Regions from separate parts of the Homo sapiens genome. Here regions 1 and 3 are each linked to region 2. A link is a contact called in ENCODE Hi-C or POLR2A ChIA-PET data. All regions are on one chromosome and are shown on one strand. Each heading gives the region's core, a stretch centred on a gene start or an enhancer-like site at or near the end of the contact. The rest is flanking DNA. Distances are from core to core; before and after follow the strand shown. Region 1 overlaps ARID1B (AT-rich interaction domain 1B). Region 2 overlaps ARID1B (AT-rich interaction domain 1B). Region 3 overlaps ARID1B (AT-rich interaction domain 1B).

Region 1 (4,786 bases), core at 1,149-3,648, 35 kb after region 2:
TTAAGGCTACATTCCTGACTAGCAAAGTAAAGGGGAAAAATTGGGATTACCTAATTATTAAAGTAAAACACTTCATTTATTTTCTTTCTTTTTCTTTTTTTTTTGAAATGGAGTCTCGCTCTGTCATCCAGGCTGGAGTGCAGTGGTGCCATCTCGGCTCACTGCAAGCTCCACCTCCTGGGTTTACGCCATTCTTCTGCCTCAGCCTCCTGAGTAGCTGGGACTACAGGCGCCCGCCACCACGCCCAACTAATTTTTTGTGTTTTTAGTAGAGATGGGGTTTCACTGTATTAGCCAGGATGGTCTCAATCTCCTGACCTCGTGATCCGCCCGCCTCAGCCTTCCAAAGTGTTGGGATTACAGGTGTGAGCCACCGCACCTGGCCAACACTTCATTTCTTAAGAAAGGAATATTATTTTTCTTTTATTATATTGTAAAAGGAAATACTTTATAAAGGAATATATACTCTTTTGAAAATAGTGAATAATGAGTCCAAAATATGAGTTTTTAATATAGTGCTAAAAAAGTGGTTTCATGTTTGGGAAAATTATCAAAGGCCTAAATTAGGTGTCATGCCACATAAATGATTGAATAATTATCTGTTTTTGCTGTAACTTGCTTAACTACTTTGTTACTCTGTCCAAAGAAGTAGCTTATTGAACCCATTTTTATTTCACAATAATTTTTAAAAATAATTATTTTATAAGCATAAAACGTGTACCAGGGTGGAAACCCATTTAGTCAGGAAAGAGTTGAATTGTGAAGAGAGTGTTTTTTTATACATGTGTTTTTCTTTGTTTTGAGGGATAGGTGTGTGAGTGACATTTGTAATTTAGCTTGTTTTTCTGGGAAGAAGATTGCTGATCCTTGGGTTTAAAGATGAGGGCTCAAGATTAATTGATGAGACTAGTGATGGTCTAAATTTTACAGAACATGCATGCCACTAATAGCTTAATAGTTAGGATGATAACAGTTTGTGAGTGAATTTATGTGCTTTATTTTTCTCGAACTTACTGACTTTGAATACGTTATAAAATTGGAGCTGTGCTCCTAAGGAGTAACATGGAACTCCATCATAGGTCCACCTCCAGCAAAAGGCTAGCAGGGGTGGTGGGGACACTGAGGCTGGCTTGATTTCCCATCCTGCCCCCCATGGTTGGTCGTGGGAAGAAGGTCGGGCTGCCGTGGCTCCTGTGCACTTTGGTTGCTGAGAGTGGTTGTGGGCAGCAGGCCGGTGAGCAGTGGGGGCAGGGATCTTGACACCAGCCCTTGTTGGACTCCACACCCTTCTGACCATTCATCCACCTTTGGGAGTGGGGAGCAGGGTCTGTTGAAAGAGGCAGCCGTGTCATGCTCCTGTTAGTAAGGGAACTAGACTTTTTTGAGCCTAAAACCATACAAGAGAATTCAACAGAAAGAGAATTTAATGTATATATTCATTCTTGTAAAACAATAATATTGTAGTAAAACTTACATCTGTGTGTTTGCTGGCCAGGCTAGTCATTTATGACTTTCTTCGAGTAAGCGAAAATCCTTGGAGTCTGGCAATTCTTCCTTGTAGGGAATCTTCAAGAAGACTTTAGCTCCAACTTTATTCTTTTGTATTTCATTACCTCTGGGAAAATTACTAGCTGGGCATTTTGTGGCATTCTCAACCTCAACTCTAGGGCTAGTGCTTTTAAAATCTGGTCAACTGCGTAATTGTGAAACAGTACTGTGTCAGCTTTATGCACTTATTATTATTTTTTTAAGACACAAAAACTTACAAATTGGCAAATTGTTTTTCAGTGTTTTCCCCTTCACAGGGCTTTAAAAATATCTTGAGTATGTTGGGGTTAGATTGGGTGGTTGGAAAGCAAAGCTCCAAGTGCTAGAATGGACGGCTGCCCTCTGCAGCTTCAACACAGGGATCCACTCAGCCCCCTTAGCTGACTACTGGTGCTTAAAACGGTTTTTGACAAACGCCAGAGTTTCACAAATATAGAAGTAGCAGTTATAGAGGTGGTTTTGCAAGTCCCTTGGAACATTCATGCAGGTCTGCAGTCACTCTTAATTTGAATGAGAAAGAAGATGGTAGAAACTATTTTTATTTTCTCCTGGGAGCAAGAGAAAAGGAAGGCTAGAACTCTGTACTATGTAATTTTAAAAAAAGAAAAAAATCGGACTCCATTGAGATTCTTTCTTGTTTACTTTTTGTTTTACTCTCTCTGTCTCCTAGTATGTTTGACTAATGTAAGTCTTCCCCCAGGAATATGAGAATATGTGGTACCGTCCGCCTCATAACCTTCCTGGATATTTTTATAATTTATCATCAGCTGACACTGCTTGGGTAGAATATTCTTACCACTCCCTCTGGCTGCTGGAAGTCTGAAATTACATCTTTGTCTTTGAAGTCAGGCATACTGTTAGCGTTGCTATGGTGACAGGGTGGGTAATGGCCTCCGCAGACAGGAGATTGGTATTTAGCGTTTAAACACTGCTGTACACAAGGCCTTGATTTTTAGAGTGGTTACTGAACTATCCCCTTTTAGTAAATGTTTAAAAATTACATTTTTACATGGTCTTACTAGATTAATAGTCATGGTTTATTTCATTTTAACTGCAAGGATAAAAGCATTATTCCATTAAATGGGCAGCTTTTTTTTCTCTTTTGGTTTATGCATTATTAACACAGGCTTTCCTGTTTTGCTTGTAACATTTTATAGGCTTTTTCAAACACGCAGTCAGATTTGCTCTGTTGCTCCTTTATTTTTTGGACTTAGCCCATTATCTGCTTGATCTTGGACAATTTCAGAGGAGACAAAGTTCTAAGGAACTAAGCTTTTAAAATATTAAAAATGAAGTTCTTTTTTTTTTTTAATGTATGAGTGATAATATTGATCAAGATGTCTCTTTGGTTTCAAGTTTCTAGTTAGCCCCTTTCCTGAACTATACCCTCACATGAGATAGTAAAGGAAGGACAGTTTATGGTTCTGGAGAACTGTTGGACATTTTGAAAATGCTTTAGTTGATGTAACTTTCGAAGCAATATGCTCTGACATAGTCAGCCTGTGTGGAATGAGGCCGTTTGCACACACATACATATGATTTTTTTTTATCTGTGAGTATTTTGTCTTTAGAATAAAGATGAATCTTAATAGTTTGTATGGTATATACAAGTCCCTGTCTACCTGATACATAAACTGCTACTAAAACATCATTTTTAATGTCTTGTGATACAGAATTTATTACTTTATGAGGTATTTTATTTGTGGTAATTTAAATTGTTTAGGAAGTTTTTCCTTACATTAGCTCGAACTGTTTTTTTTGTTTGTTTTTTTAAATCCTGGTTCTACTTCTGCCTTCTTAAACCACACAAGGTAAATCTAAATCCTTCTTCTATATGACGGCTGTTCACGTATTTGAAGATAGTTTTCATTTACTAGGATTTCTTCTGGGCTATTAATAGTTACTTTAACTATTTCCCCCACTGTGTGGTCTCAAGTTCCCCTGCACCCTATTCTTAATTCCTTAATGAGCTTCATTTTTGTATAAGCACCTCTAAATGTGATATCCACAACCAAAGGGCAGGCTCCAAAGGCATGGCTGGCGGAGGCCACCTGGCCCGCTTTGTGTTGGACCGTCACGCTGCCGTGTATCGGAGGCGTCAGGGTCTGCAGGGCTTTGCGGCAGCTGCAGCCCACTCTTGCCACTGTGATGGGAGCTGCTCTGAAGGATACGTCTCATCCATCCTGCACCTGAGCTCAAGTGCTCATCGACCCTTCCTGGCTGCTGTTGGACTGGGTCGGGGCTGTTGTTCAAGCTTGCTAACGTGTGTTAGGATCCTGAATCTGGCATCTGTTGTATTTAGTGTAATTCCTACCTTTGTGTCCCCTCTGAATTTGTATCTCATGATAGCTCTTAATACAGAAAGTTAAATAGGCTAAATCCAGAGCTTTCTGACATTCTGGTTATTGCCATTCAACCAGGTGTGATAAACCTAGAGCTACTGTATGTTCCAGGCCATACATTACATATTAACCACAATCCTGTCCTAGAGACTTTATCTGAGGCTAGGTGGGGATCCAGAACAACGCTATAGTCCTTTCTGTATATGTTATAGTGCTGTCTTCCAGAATGACTTATTGTGGATTATATATGACTTCCAATGATGTAACACATATAAAGGCTCTGTAATAATTGAAAGTTATACATAATTTGCTATTGACATAATTTTATCTTTATCAAGTTTTCTACATGAGAGGAGAAAATCTACCTTTTAAGCTAGTTCACCTTGCCACCTGAGTGATACGCCTCAGCTCCTTCCCTGTGTCCAGGAGGAACAGCCAAGATAAACATCAAGAAAAGGTAGGAGAACCTATGCCCATCTCCAGAAGGGCCCTAGAAACAGAGCCTGGATGTCATGGGGTCCAAGGCAGAAGATACTCGCCCTGGACTTGGGATCTTAGAAATGAAGTAGCCCCATTTCAGGGGCCTAAGATTTTAGGGAGGAGGGCTGTTGGTCTCAGAAACCCTATCCTGTTAGGAAGGTTACTGGAGGCCGCTGGTGGTGGAAGCCGCGCCTGTTCTATTTCCTCACCTTCCTGTGTTCATCTGTGTATCTGCCAAGTGCCCTGTGCTTTGCTTTTTACCACCAACTGCTTGACAGCCGTCCAGGACTGCTGGGTTCTGGACATAAGGTCAGATAAAACTGGCCTAGTCTTTTCTAGGGATGTAAACCTTGGGGAAGACATGCACCAGTGGCCTGGTACTGGGGACAAGAGCAGGGCCTCTGCTTCTGTAGTGC
Region 2 (4,408 bases), core at 416-2,915:
AACCCTATTTAAGAAGTCACCATTTTTTTTTTAGAGAGTATGGATCTTTTTAAAAAACCTTAGTGTAAAGCAGCAACATAATTTCAAACTTGGCTTTTATACGTATAGTTTCTCTTCAAGTTGATATAGTTGTTTCGGATTCTTAAGAGAAATAATGGGTATTATGAAAGTGTACTTATTTACCTCAGGGTCTGTTGGACAAGCAAAACATAAACCATTTTATGAGCCCCTTTGGGCTTGGGACTGTTTTGCATGTGGGAATCTAGTGTTGAGTCAGACGTTGTTGCTGACCTAAAGGAGCCCCTAGTTGAACAGGAGGGTTGACGGTGCCGTGGGAGGGGTGTGTTTCAAGCTGTGATTCTAGTGTTGTGAGGCTTAGGAGAAGATGTTGATAAAAGTGTCTCAGAGGAAGTCTGGAAGAATGAGGAAGACTTTGCTGGTGAGAGAAGAAGTGATCCTGGGATAGGGCCAGTTCCTTGTTAGTGAAAATAGAGGGGATGCCCATTCCTGAGAGATACTGAAGTAGACAATGAGGTCAGTTAACAGTCAAGGTCATTTAGATGGAGCATATTAATTATGGTGGGAACTGGTGATTTATATTGCCTTTGCCTCAGTGATTAAAAATGAAATGAGGTTATTTATTGTTCAATATCATTTAAAACAGAAAATAGTACTAGTTTAGCAGTTAACTTCTAGCAGTAGATCACTTGGTAGTTGGACCAAGTGGAAATCTGAGTCTACTTTTATGAGAGTAGGTAGATGGGTGTTTAAATGATATTTTCTAAAATATCTTTCTTCAGACATCTTTTTGGTCAGCAATTTTTAAAAGAGATGCCGTGAACTGGAAGTACTTGGCACATGGGCAATCATTTGGAAAAGAACAAAATAGTACTGGAACATGGGGGTAAAATAGGTTTCAATTTTTTAACATAAAATATCCATCATAATCCACATAGTAAGCAAAATCTTTCAAAGGAGCTTAACTTAGAAAAAATACTTTTTTTAAAGCTAAAAACATAGTGAAATATATTTTTGATTTAAAGCTTGTAACAGCATGCCACTCAAGTCATTGAAGGAACACAGAAGTCACATTAGGGACAGAGGCTGTGATCCATTGTGGGGTAAACAGTTCCTTATATTGTTGTTATTTATATTATGCAAATCTGTTTCTTATATAGAAATAAGACCAAAATTTAATTTATAAGCCAATCCTGCAGATTTTGGGGGAAAATTAACCTTACAAGGCCTGTGGAAAGCCACTGAAGTGTTCATTTCACTTATTTTAAGATTTTATTATAAGAGCAAAAAAACAAGGACATATATAGTTTGTTGCCATTAATTGCTTAGTTTTTGGATATTAACACAGTCTATTAACTCAGTAAAAACCAGAATATAGTTAATGTTATTCTTTGTTTTAAAGGATATTATTAGTGAAGACTTGGGTTATGTTTGAATTTTGAATCTTTTTCTTTCTTCTTGCTACAGTTGTCTCAGGCTTTGAACCATTGCTGAGGGAGATTTCCTTTTAAGTTTGAAGAGCTTGTAAGCATCCGAGGAGACAACTTCTGGGTCACTTAGTGGCTGAGCAAGGCCTATTCCTAGACTCTGATTGTTGACTTGGGGCTTCTAACCTTGTGTTGGGGCCGGTTTTGGGAGCACAGAGGTGGGGTTAGATAGGCTGCAGGAGCCACCAGCCTGCCTGCGCTCGCTCTGGCAGGATGACTGATGCCAGGAGGATGGGAATGAGGACTAGTGACCTTCCTCTCTCTGTTCCCTTTTTCTCCCTTGGGGGAAAAACTAGTATAGTAAAAGCTCAGCACTCGTTTTGAATATAGGTGTAATTTGCTGCGTTAACAGTTTCAGTTTATTGTGTGTTTTGGTGGCGTTATTCCTGAAAGCTTCTTAAAATAAAAAAAGTAGAAAAAAAGACCCATTGAAGAATGAAGAAAAATAACATTTTGAGAATGTTAGAATGTCTTTTGGTATGAATTTGGTTTTCTTAATTGCTGTAGAAATCAGGGTGAATCTGTAGTTAGTTGCAACTATGTCTGCCTGGGCCTTTGCTTTTCCTTAATAGTAGCAGAAGAAAGCAAGAGAAAAATCCTCAGATTTTATACACATCACTTCTAGTATCGAAGCATTTTTGGCTTTTAATGGAAAACTTTCAGTGTTTTTTTAATATGTTTTGAAGTATAATTGGGAATTTAATTGCATTGGATCATAATTTGATAATGCTATGTATTCATTTTCATATTTAACATATATTTTAAGTTTTTTTTTTCTTTCTAGTACCAGAATTAAAACCAGGAAGTGAGGAATTATATAGTAATAATATTTTCAATACTAATTTTAGAAAGGGGATGGAAGGCTCCTCCTGAGAAGAGTAGCCAGGAAGCCAGGCAGGCCTGGAGTGTGTGGCCAGCTGTGTCCTGGTTTGAAGCATCTCAGACACTGTTGGGCAGCTGCTTAGCCCAGTTTAACTGAAATGTGGAGGAGATCACATCAGCTGGGCATGACTGTCTACCATGGAGGCAGGAGAGGAAAACCTTAGATTGTTGAAGATGTATTTCTTAGTTGGGCGTGTTAGCGGACATCTGTAGCTCCAGCTGCTCAGGAGGCTGAGGCAGGAGGATCCCTGAGCCCAGGAGTTCAAGGCTGCAGTGAGCTCTGATCGCACCACTGCACTCCAGCCTGGGTCACAGAGTGAGACCTTGGCTCTTTAAATGAATGAATGAATGATATATTTCATCAAAGGCTAAAGAAAAACTTCAAACACCTTAAGAGGAGGGTTTAGTCTAAAGAGCAATTAAGCTTCACCTCCTTCTCTGATCCTAACACTGCTATAACTAACTGTAGGTGGGTGATCCCTCTCTCCCGCCAGAGGAGGATTTATGGAATTGAACCAGATGTCTTCACGCATGAGTGGACATTGCCTTGTTCTCTAGTTTTTAGTCCTAGTTCCCCAGACTCAGCAGCCAGTGGAAGAAGAAGCCTGCTCTTCTAAACCAGAAAGTTGGGTAGAACTGGCGCTCTCCGAGCAAGCCTCCTCATTGCACCCCTTCACCTCCCTCCCCTTCAGCTCCCTGGGCCTGACAGCCCATCTGTCTTCCTCTCTGATACCCTGCTCCTGCCCCCATTGGTATTGAGGGATGAAGTTGGGAAGAGAATGCAGTGTGCAGTTAAAAGTATCATCGAGGCTCATTATATATTCACTAATTCTCTTTCCTTGATATTTATATTCTGACACAAGGGAAATTGGGGAATTATTTTTTTCCTGGATTGTTTTTTTGCTACTCTCAGCTGCTTTCATTTGTCTTTAACATGCTCATTTCAATATGTTAAACTATGAAAAATGAAATAAAACATAATTTATACATAAAGTTCTTTCTTCATCAGTTTCTTTGATTTTTAAAATTTTTAATTAGAGTAACAAGCTCTATGTATATTGTATTCCAGAGGAAGATTATCTTCAGATGTTTGAAATGTAGCATTATTTTTAGCATTTGCTAATGTGGGCAGTGGTCACCTTTTTCTTTTTTTCTGCAAAAGAAAGAACAGAACCAGCTTAGGTCACTGATTGATTTTCCCCAAAGTGCTAGGCTTTTGGGAGAGGAATGGGTTTATGTCTCTTTGCATTAGCCTAGGGAGACAGAAGAAGATGGTGTCAGGAAGTCGGGCAGGGAAGGCCCTTTGGTATGTATACAGCTGTGGTTTTCTTTTCTTTCTCTTTTTCTTGTTCTTTTCTTTTCTTTTTTTTTTTTGACAGAGTTTCACTCTCGTTGCCCAGGCTGGAGGGCAGTGGTGCAATCTCAGCTCACCACAACCTCCGCCTCCCAGGTTCAAGTGATTCTCCTGCCTCAGCCTCCTGAGTAGCTGAGGGATTACAGGCAGTAATTAATTAATTAATTAGCAGGGGGACTCCAGGACCCTGGACCCCACTGTTTTACCAGTTGCCAAATATTTGGTGTATCTTCCTTGCTTGAAAGCAGTAGTTCTCATGTCTGCTTTCCTTATGGAAGAGCAGTGGGGGATTAACTTCAGGATGAATATATTAGTCACCTTGCTTGGAAAGTTGGAGGTGTTCATTTTAACATAAAGTGGGATGAATATATAGCTTGCCCTCCTTGGAAAGTTGGAGGTGTTTAACATAAAGTGACTAAAGAAATAAATAAAGTGGGTAAATAAATAAATTTTATTTTAATTTAATTTTGATGTAATTGATGATAATTTCAGATTTCTGGAGTCATCTTTATGTTTTTTCCCAAATGGAAATTTGACTGTTTAAAAGGTAAAAAGTCTTCTACAGTAATAGCACTTGATGGGAAAACACACACACACACACACACACACACACACACACACACACACACACACACACACAAAATGTAAGGGAATCTCTAAAAAATTC
Region 3 (4,697 bases), core at 2,184-4,683, 42 kb before region 2:
CAGAACTGTCGGACAGCGAGGCAGTGACCACCTGAACAGGCCATTTCATGTTTCTTTCTTTCCCTTCCAGCCTACAAGCACGCCAGCAGCCCCGTGCATGGCTTCTCATGTCTGCTCCTGGCACCTTGCATGATGCCTGACAGATAAACAGAAGGCTCTTAGAGAATACGGGTTGAAGAAAAGGGGAATGGGCACAAATTTTCATATCATATTTAATTACATAAATTAATCACAGGTTAGTTTATGTAATTATGTGATTAATGATTGGAAAGTTCTGGATTAGCCCACTGGATAGAATTTTCTGTCACAATAATTGTGTTCAACTGAAGATTCTGACATTTCATAAGTTCAAAGTGAATAATTTTTATCATACTTTGAGGAGAGGGTAACTAATACTAGTCTTTTATTACTTTAAACTTAAAGCATATTTAGTCACAAATATTTTTGTAAACTTTGTAAAAATTAGTGGTCAATTTTTGAAGGAGAGAACTGGTGATTTACAGGATAAGTGGAAATCTGAATAAATATTACTGAAGATCTGGAATCTACAAATGATCTGCGTTGATGCAGTTGTGTTTCTATGGTTGGCTGCGTGCAGAGCTGTGATACACAGTGTGAATTATTCAGCAAATGCAATGGAGTCTTGTGCAGCAGAGCTTTACTGCAGTACCTGTGTGCTTTGCAGATTCTCCTTCACTTACGTGGGTTTGCCTTCTTGTCTCCTGAAGGATGGCCCGGTCTTCCCCACCTGTGGACAGTCTCAGGCATTGGTAACTTCAGGCGTCTGATGAGTGGCGTCCTTTAGAAGGCTCTCTCCTGGATCTGTGCCCCCAGCCCAACCTGTCTCTCAGCTGCGGGCCAGCCTTGTCAGCACCCGCCAAAGCATTTCTCAGATACCCACGGCCTCCTCAGAAACAGCTCTTCCTCCATCTGCTTTGCCCACATCTTCTCTTAATGGAACCATAGTATCCTCAGGCCTGTGGTGGCAGTGCCAAAGAGTCATATTGGATTTTGCCCTTTTTTCCTGTACTGACTAATTTCTTATGTTTAGGTTTTTTGTTTGTTTGTTTTATTTTGTTTAAACAGGGTCTCACTCTGTCACCAGGCTGGAGTGTAGTGTTTCACGGCTCACTGCAGCCTCAACCTCCTGGGCTCATTCCTGCCTCAGCCTTTCAGGTAGCTGGGACAATAGATGTGCGCCACCACACCTGGCTAATTTTTAAATTTTTGGTAGAGACAGGATCTACCTGTGTTACCCAGGCTGCTGTCAAACTCCTGGTAGGCTCAAGCTATCCAGCCACTTCAGCCTCTCAAAGTGCTGGGATTACAGGTGTGAGCCACTGCGCTCAGCCATTTAGTTTGTTTTAATATCCTGGAGTAGGGGCCCTGACTCTCCTGATTCCCCTTCTCACTGACTATCAGCTGTATGCTGTGGGAATCTCTCACCTGTAGAGTGAAGTTGGTAAGAGTGAGTTCAACACCAAGGCTCAAGGCCTGGCATGCATGGTGTTTGTTACACATTTCCCCCAAACTAAAAATCAGCAGGTGCATCTGCAGTCCCCTTTTCAGTGTGGCCTCTCTTTTGCATGGGTCCTCTCTGTGCTGGCTCCAGGCCCGTCCCTTTCTGACTATGTCCTTCATTCCTCTTACACAAACCCCGCCTTCTTAAATAGGTCCCACATTTTCATGGTGCCATTATTTGTGACTTGGAAGTCCTGATCTCTTTCCCTGTATCTCTGTCTGGTACAACCCTGGCTACTCCTCAAAACTCCATTCCATTCTCCTTCGTGGAGCTTTAATCCATTTCCAGAACGTGCGTAGTGCCTTAAGCGTATCTCTTTATGGTCGTGGCATATTGAATCTTGACTTATGGTAATTGGAATATGGGTCCTTTGCTCCTTTAAGGCCCTTAAGAGCAGGAGCCACATCTGGATTTTATCGCTGTGGCACAAAGTGGAATAGCCCACCCATAGTAACTGATCAGGTAAATATTTGACTTTAGTTAACATATAGGATCTACTTTTACTTGCTAAATTTTACAGTATTCTTTGAAAGACCATCTCTAAATGGCCTATTTGAGTATATAGATTAAGAGTAGTGTCTAGATATATATTTGAGGCTGATGGCCATTCATTTATTCATTGTTCCCGCATTCCTTCACTAAACGAGCACTACACCATCACACTGCCATATGTTGTGTAGCAGGAACTCAGTGTATGGAAGGAAAGTCATTCTTTAGCTTCATAGGAAATGGTTGTGGTTGTGCATTGCATGATCAACTTTCAGAGCTTTACAAATCACTCATTTGAGTACCATAAGCTTTCTTCATATCTGCATCCATTTTCCAGTCCAGTTAGTGACATCTATATTTTCTTCCTTAAAAATGTATGGAACACTTTGCCATTTATTCAAAATTAATTGCATTTGTAATGGTCAATGTTAAAAGCCAGGTGAGGTGAGAAAGTTTTCATTGACCAGCTGTATTCGATTCTGGATTAATGTTTTTGATTATTTTTATTTCACACTCTAGATTTTAGCATGAGACTGATAGAACCTTAAAATTATCACAGTCTTTCTCCCTGCCAGCTTCTCCTCACAAAATAAAGATGCGAGTCTCTGTTCAGATTTAAACAGTTCATGCCTTTTCAGTGAGCTGCTGTTTAAAATGAGTTCCTCAGGAAAGAAGTGGCAAAGAAAGCTGCGCGTATTAAGTATGTTTTCTTTGTCTTAATAAAAGGATGGCTTACTGCCGTGTTGTGCTGTTGTTTAATATTATAGAGGTTTTACTGCAACTCTCTTGGTGATTACAAGAGGGCTACGTTTTGGCTAACAAATGTAGTAAATGTGATGAAAATCCCCTGTGTTGTACATTTCTTTGAATAACATGTTTATATAACGTGCTAAATACTTCTGTTAAAGAACTGCTTTCCTGAAATTGCAAATTCCATTCCAGATTTTAGTGTTACTGAAGTGTACTGTTGAATATTCCAAATTATATGGGTATTTTTAAAGCATCTTTAAAATTTGTCTGCATACACTGTCCTTTTTGAAGTTGGGTCTCTGAAAAAATTTAGAGTTGTATCTCTGGATGATAGTGTTGACTTTCCCGTGGTACCTACCAGGCACTGAACAGAATTATTTAAAGAAATTTGCCAAAGCTTTATATTTTGGAGTAGATAGCACTGATGTGACTGTGTGAATAAATCACATGCACAGATTAATAAGTTTGTATTAATGTTTGTAAGATGATATTGTGGTGGTGTTCTCAGTGAACTGTGGGCCTCTTTCCTCAGCCTCACCCATCCGGCCCTGTGGATTTTAGGTTGAGTCCTGGGTTTGCCTTGTGGACTTGGGCCTCGATATCTGTGTAGGCTCAGCTGTCTCGTCCTGGTTCCAGTGGCTCTACCCTGGACCACGGCCCACTCAGCCCGAGACTCACTGCTGATGCCGGCTGGGCATGTCCACCTGGGGGCGCCTCCAGCATCCCAGTTCCGAGTATACTCATGGTGTTTCTTTTCCCCAGTCCACCGTTTGCCCCCATAAAAACATGGCACTGCTCAATCTCTTAAGTTGCCCGCCTGGGAAGTTATTATCCTTGGTGTTTTTCCCTCACTACCCTCCTCCACTTGATCACTAATTCCTGAAGACTGTCCCAGACACTTTCTGTGTGCCCCGTCTTCATAGCCTTTACCCAAGTTGAGGCTGTTGCCGTCACTGGCGTGGGCAGTTGCTTTAGCCCCTCAACCAGTGTATCTGCCAGTTATCGCCCTCCTACTTCCAGATCATTCTCACTCTGAGGTCCACAGACCCCTGAGTGTTCACAGATGGACCTCAGGATGCTGCGAATCCTTTGGAATTAAATATTAATTTTTTTTGTTGTTGTTGTTTGTTTGTTTTTGAGATGGAGTCTTGCTTTGTTGCCAGGCTGGAGTGCAGTGGCGTGATCTCGGCTCACTGCAACCTCTGCCTCGCAGGTTCAAGCGATTCTCCTGCCTCAGCCTCCCGGAAATTAAATATTAAGATTTCTATATATGTGTGTAGATGCATTTTTCTGGCCAATATACTCTCAAAGGTTCTATGAATCCCGAATGTTTAGCAACCACTTATTATTTATTCTTTCACAAAGAGCTTTCACAGTAATCTTGTTAAAATAAAATGAAAATCTGATATGTTATTCTCCTGCTTAAAGTTCTTTAGTGAATATCTGTTGTGAAATAAAATCCAAACTTGTGAGTCTGATGGCATGACCCTTCTGGACTCCTGTCTTCCTGTTCACCCCTATTGCTCTCAGCTCTCCAGCCTGGATCTAAGCACCACTTTACTGAGATGCTTGCAGTTCGAGATTGCATGGTGCTGTGTTTCACTCTGCACTGTGCTGTACTGTTGCCTGTGGACCCGCACTCCTTCCCCTCTCCTGTTTCCTTCAGGTGTCTCTTTCTCCGTGCTTCTTCCTTGCCTGCTGGCTCCACCTACATTTATTCAACGTCTACTTCAATAACGTGTCTCCCTATATTAAAATTACCTGTAGCTATTGAATGTGTCCCCTGCTGAACTTGTGACCCTCATGAGTATTTTCAGAGTCTGGCACATAAGGTCTCAATGAATGCTAAAAGAAGGAACACATTGGAGCTGCCGGCCTCTGAAAGTTGGGTCCATGCCACCTGTAGGCCTTCTTGCATAACCATATTTATCCTTTT

The links. A loop is a pair of places that touch in the nucleus more often than their neighbours do. ChIA-PET counts read pairs that join two places held with the same protein, here RNA polymerase II (POLR2A). Pooled maps may share reads with other maps.
Region 1: a map with no recorded cell type shows a loop between it and region 2 (1.9-fold over the local background). The contact joins two enhancer-like sites. A Hi-C loop is called at or near these places in 1 of 168 maps with a recorded cell type or tissue (heart right ventricle), 1 of 37 single-sample maps with no recorded cell type and 4 of 50 pooled maps. POLR2A ChIA-PET finds 5 or more read pairs at or near these places in 11 of 52 experiments (BJ, CD4-positive, alpha-beta T cell, IMR-90 and 6 more).
Region 3: a pooled map shows a loop between it and region 2 (4-fold over the local background). The contact joins two enhancer-like sites. A Hi-C loop is called at or near these places in 2 of 168 maps with a recorded cell type or tissue (IMR-90 and cardiac septum), 3 of 37 single-sample maps with no recorded cell type and 2 of 50 pooled maps. POLR2A ChIA-PET finds 5 or more read pairs at or near these places in 6 of 52 experiments (GM12878, OCI-LY7, RWPE1 and 3 more).

The regions. Positions count from the first base shown.
Region 1 is chr6:156,951,358-156,956,143 of GRCh38, forward strand. All of the region lies in intron 4 of ARID1B (AT-rich interaction domain 1B), which reads left to right. Among named protein-coding and RNA genes, the nearest start is that of MIR4466, 170 kb to the left of the region's middle. Within about 2 kb of position 2,399, at least 9 of the 41 ENCODE cell types and tissues checked have a DNase peak (open chromatin) inside an H3K27ac peak, as active enhancers do.
Region 2 is chr6:156,917,113-156,921,520 of GRCh38, forward strand. The region is part of intron 3 of ARID1B (AT-rich interaction domain 1B); the gene reads left to right. Among named protein-coding and RNA genes, the nearest start is that of MIR4466, 140 kb to the left of the region's middle. RefSeq lists an enhancer at 343-402. Within about 2 kb of position 1,666, at least 3 of the 41 ENCODE cell types and tissues checked have a DNase peak (open chromatin) inside an H3K27ac peak, as active enhancers do.
Region 3 is chr6:156,873,016-156,877,712 of GRCh38, forward strand. The region is part of intron 2 of ARID1B (AT-rich interaction domain 1B); the gene reads left to right. Among named protein-coding and RNA genes, the nearest start is that of MIR4466, 96 kb to the left of the region's middle. Within about 2 kb of position 3,434, at least 2 of the 41 ENCODE cell types and tissues checked have a DNase peak (open chromatin) inside an H3K27ac peak, as active enhancers do.